Linked DNA regions of Homo sapiens: region 1 is linked to region 2. The links are chromatin loops, found by intact Hi-C in ENCODE. Cell type or tissue: heart left ventricle. All regions are shown on one strand.

Region 1 (2,500 bases), 210 kb before region 2:
GACCGTGGCAGCCGTGAGCCAGGGCAACCCAAACAGCCCACAGAGCCCCCCCAGGGAGCCAATGAGGAGCAGGTCCAGGTGGAAACCGGAGCCCTTGAGCAGCCTCCGCGCCTTCTGGCTGACGATAAGCCTGCAGGGAGAAGGTGGGGAGCGGGGTGTGGCTGGCCTGGCAGGGGCAGGGGACAAAGACAGGCACGCACACAGAGACGAGATGGTGGGGGGAGGACGTGCAGACAACAGTTCTCCCTAGGACTGCCAGCTTCTTCTTTCAAGTTCCCAAATTGAAGTTCTCACATTGAAGCAAATGTGAGACAAATTCTCATACTGTGAATATTTAAAACACCACAAAAGCCAGATGCCAGATCTTACCACGTTATTGTGGTTTAACCAAAATTAGATACATGTGAGCATCCCTGGGTGCAAGCTTAGACTGCTAGAGTGTTCTGAGCACTGTCAAGTGCCACCCTGCAAAGAGTGGTGGCAACAGATAGATGTCATGTCAAACCATCACGGGGAAACCATGCCCCTGCCCCGGATGCCACTGCTCTCTGCTCCTCCCCCACCTCCTCCTCACCCCTGCCAGCTCCTCCACACACACTCTCTTCCTCAAGGATTGCCACCAGCTCCCACCACCCAGCACCCTGATACTGATAATGATGTCCCTGCTATAACCCTGAAACCAAGCCAAGGAGCCAAGGAGCTTGGCCTCGTCCCTCCCACCTCCTCCTCCCATCTCTCTCACGCCGTGATCTGTGTCTCCATGAAGATCAGGATGAGGACGAGGAGGGCGGGAACAGCGGCTGCCACCATCATCCACGGCGGGAAAGGACGGGCACTGCCCAGGGGTGGGATGAACCACGAGCGCTTATCGGGAGAGGTCACTGAGAGCCCTGTAGGCACTGTCAGCTTCTGCATGGCAGGAAAACAGGGTTCAGGGACACAGCCTCCCCATGCTAGAAAGCCCACCAAGCAGCCCACTAAGCTGCGTCCCCAGTCCAGGACTTCAGGGAGCTGGGGTGTGAACAGGTCAGGGGAAAATTAGTTTTGCATCCTCCAGAAGTCACTGTCCTTTCAAGGATCCAATAGAGGGCAGGGAAATGAAGCGCCTCCTCCCTGAGCCCCAGAGCTTCAGGGGACCTGTGTGGGATACTGTCATTCTGCTCCCAGCCCCACACCTGCTTCTCCCGGATTCATCACTCAGGCTCCCTGGGGAAGGCCCTCAGCCCCCAGGGCGGCCACTCCACTGGGAAAGTTGAGTTCAGGCCTGATCCCAATCCCAGGGCCCATGGAAGTGTGTTGTGGGCTCCCTCTCCTGGCCTGGGGGTGACAGCAGCTGCCACAGGCTGGGGCTCCCTCACCTGCGTGTAGGTGTCTGTGATGGAGTAATCCACCAGGACCATCACCAGGATGGAGATGGGGATGCCAAAGTCCCCGATGATGCGACGAGCCTTGAGAGGGGCCAGTTGGGGAAGGGAGCAAAAGGTGGAGGCAAGGTCAGCAGACTAACACGGGGCTTGCCATCTCTGGCCCTGCCTGGGTCCAAGCTGGAGCCAGAAGGCCCCCCACGTGCCTCTCAACCCCACAGGTGCCAGCGCAGCCTGGGAGGCTGTTGTCTTGATTAGACTTCTCTGAGCAAAGGGCAAGAAGACACCCAGGGAAGAGGCTTCCGAAGGGGTGAGGGGCTGCCCGAGCTGGGTTTTGGTCCATGGGCTGACCGGGGAAGGGGTGCAGCCTCTCTGGGGAGCTCCTACAGCAGGAATTGTGGGACTCTTGGGGGCTCCACACCCAGCAGCCACGCACCTTGCCCCCCAGGAAGCGGCTGTTCCTGAACTTGCGCAGGAAGAAGGCTATGAAGAAGGTCCCGAGCATGAGGATGAGTGAGAGCAGTGCCGTATTGGGCTGGTTCCTCGGGCTGGGGGGGCCCTCGGTGGGGGGCAGGGCACTGCCATTTGGCTCCAGACCAGCATCCAGGGACCCCTCCAGGGCCCCCTCAGGGGGGTAGAACGGCAGCAGTGGGTGCTCTGTGAACACCTGTGTGTGGATAACAAGGATGCCTTGTCACTCACCTGGCAGGTGACCTGACTTCATCGTCATCAGTACACCTGTGAGAGAGAGGGTGGCCCCTCAATACCTGGTCAGACAACAGTAATGCACGGACATCCAGCTGCACCACACACACAACACACAGAACACACAGAACACACACATACAACACACACAACACGTAACAACACACACATAACACATACAACACAAAAAAAACACAACATACCACATACACACCACACACACAACATACATACACACAACACACACAACATGCACACACAGGCACACACACGCACACACACACAACACATACATCACACACAACACACCATACTCACACCACACCCACACCCACACACACACACACACTCCTCTACAAAAGGTGACCCAAGGACACCCAGCCCCTTAGCACTGACAGCTCCCTCCCCATCACATACCTGTGCAAGTGAGT
Region 2 (2,500 bases):
TATTCATCCACAAATATTTTTGAGTTTCTACTATGTACTGGCACTGTGCTAGGGACTAGGGATATAGCAGTGAACAGACAAAGATTTCTGCTCCCATGCTGCTTTTACTTGAGAAGAGAGATGAACAACAAATACAAAGAAATAGGCTGCGCACGGTGGCTCACGCCTGTAATCCCAGCACTTTGGGAGGCTGAGGCAGGAGGATCACCTGAGGTCAGAAGTTCAAGACCAGCCTGGCCAACATGGTGAAACCTCATCTCTACTAAAAATACAAAAATTAGCCAGGCCTGGTGGCACACACCTGTAATCTCAGCTACTTGGGAGGCTAAAGCAGGAGAATTGCTTGAACCCGGGTGGCAGAGGTTGCAGTGAGCCGAGATGGCACCACTGCACTCCAACCTGGGCAACAGAGTGAGACTCCATCTCAATAAGAAAGAAAGATAAGAAAGAGAAAGGAAGGAAGGAAGGAAGGAAGGAAGGAAGGAAGGAAGGAAGGAAGGAAGGAAGGAAGGAAAAGAAAGAACCTGTAAAGATTGTTACAAGGAGGTAAGCACTGTGGACAAAGCTTAAGGCAAATGTGAGTGTGGTGGGAGATTGCACTTTCAAATAGGGTGTGGCTGGAGTTGGCCCCACTGGGAACATTTGAGCCAATCTTGAGTAAGAAAGCAAATGATGCAAATGTCTGGGGAGGGCTGCTTCTGGCAGAGGTGGGAATATGCCTGGTGGGCTCCAAGACGAAGGCCAGAGAGGATGGAGGGAGCAAGGGGAGAGTGGAAGGAAATGGGTCAGACAGGCAGCAGAAGCCAGATGGCCTAGAATTTTGCAGGCCATGGCGCTTTTGTTCCTGGTGAAATGAGAAGTCATCTTAGGGCTTTGAGCAGAAGAATTACATGATCTGACTTACGTTGTAGTAATGACATTAAATTATTATATTAAATATTCAAATGAAGATTAACTATTTAAAAGGGCCTGGCACAGAGCCTGGAACATGACTTGCCTTCTGCCTTCCTAGATCCATAATTGGGGCATTCGTTGATTTGCGTGCAGGAGTCTGTGGGCCTGGGTAGGGAGGGCACAAGTCCATGCAAGTCACTGGTGCCCTCTTCTGGGAGGAGCCCACACTAGCTGTGACAGCTGGAAGCCGTCAGGCTCTGGCCAGGCCAGGCCAGGCACTTGGGACAGCTGGCTGCAAGTCACTCGTCTGTCCCTCAGCATGGGCCCCACAGTGCCCTGCAGCCTGGCGCCTAGCTGGGTGTGTGTGCTGCCAGTCTGCCCTGTCTTGCGATCACAAGCCTCTGGTGTCATGGAAAGAGATCTGAGCTCCAGAGGCCAGGGAGCCTGGAGCCCAGTCCTCCTTTGCTACAGACTGCTGTGTGACCTTTGCAGGTCACCCTACCTCTCTGGAGGTGCCACTGGGCACTTCTTAAGCCATAATGATGTACCACATGCCTGGCACATGGGAAAAATCTCAGTAAGTGTTCATTGAATCAGTGAATAAAGTGGGGGCCATCAGCCCTTCCTGGTGAATATTTAATTTAGAGAAAAGTAAGTAAAAGTGCGCAGTAGGTATTCATTCATTAAGTATTTAAATATTTAATGAGTACCTACTATTCTTCCAGGCATTCTTCTGGGCACTTGGGATACAATAGTGAATAAAATGGATTAAAATTCTACCCTTAGGTAGCTGACGTTTTAGGTGTTAAATCGAAGGTTATTGAAGCATTTGCAGATGTGCCTTGGGTGAGCTTGTGGTGAGAGGAAGGAGGGAGGGGGTGAATGAGTAGAATAGGACAGGGGCCTCAAGGGACGGGGGTGAAAATATACCTGGAGTGGACAGACAGGCAGGAAAATGTCTGCTGATCCATCAGTCCTGGCATATGGTGCCTGCCTCCATGATCCCTTCCATTACACCCTGTCTGCTGGGGTCAGAGCTGGTCTGGGCCTGATCCTTTGGGTCCGGTGGGAAGCCGATCAGCATTCTATGAGCCCTGTTACTTCTTGATGTTCAGAGTCTTGAAGGTTAAGACCCCAGAGCCCAAGGAGCAGGAAGAGGCTTTGCCGTGGAGGTGTTTTTTTTTTTTTTTTTTTTGAGACAGAGTCTCCCTCTGTTGCCCAGGCTGGAGTGCAGTGGCGCGATCTCGGCTCACTGCAAGCTCCGCCTCCCGGGTTCATGCCATTCTCCTGCCTCAGCCTCCTGAGTAGCTGGGACTACAGGCACCCACCACCACGCCCGGCTAATTTTTTTTTTTTTTTTTTTTTGTATTTTCAGTAGAGAGGGGTTTCACTGTGTTAGCCAGGCTGGTCTTGAACTCCTGACCTTGTGATCCACACGCCTCAGCCTCCCAAAGTGCTGGGATTACAGGTGTGAGCCACCGTGCCCCGCCCCTGTTGTTGGGTTTTTGTTTTGTTTTGTAGAGATCGGGTCTTGCAGTTTCCCAGGCTGGTCTCAAACTCCTGGGCTCAAGTGATCCTCCCACCTTGGCCTCCCAAAGTGCTGGGA

What was found. Peaks named below come from ENCODE experiments on the same cell type or tissue, not always from the same donor. Only the 100,000 strongest peaks of a DNase experiment are listed, where the experiment ranks them.
Region 1: it touches region 2 in a loop (2.5-fold over the local background); 4 of 110 quality-filtered maps call a loop at or near these places.

What each region holds. Positions count from the first base shown.
Region 1 is chr2:219,637,112-219,639,611 of GRCh38, reverse strand. It overlaps SLC4A3 (solute carrier family 4 member 3), which reads right to left. Exons shown (of 23, transcript NM_005070.4): 17 at 1,801-2,031; 18 at 1,359-1,448; 19 at 743-909; 20 at 1-130. Among named protein-coding and RNA genes, the nearest start is that of SLC4A3, 11 kb to the right of the region's middle. In heart left ventricle, a CTCF peak has its summit at 1,307 (motif pointing left); a DNase peak (open chromatin) is centred at 25; H3K27ac peaks cover 2,225 bases.
Region 2 is chr2:219,429,563-219,432,062 of GRCh38, reverse strand. No RefSeq gene overlaps it. Among named protein-coding and RNA genes, the nearest start is that of SPEG, 4.0 kb to the left of the region's middle. RefSeq lists an enhancer at 1-2,500. In heart left ventricle, a CTCF peak has its summit at 1,103 (motif pointing left); a DNase peak (open chromatin) is centred at 1,207; H3K27ac peaks cover 1,031 bases.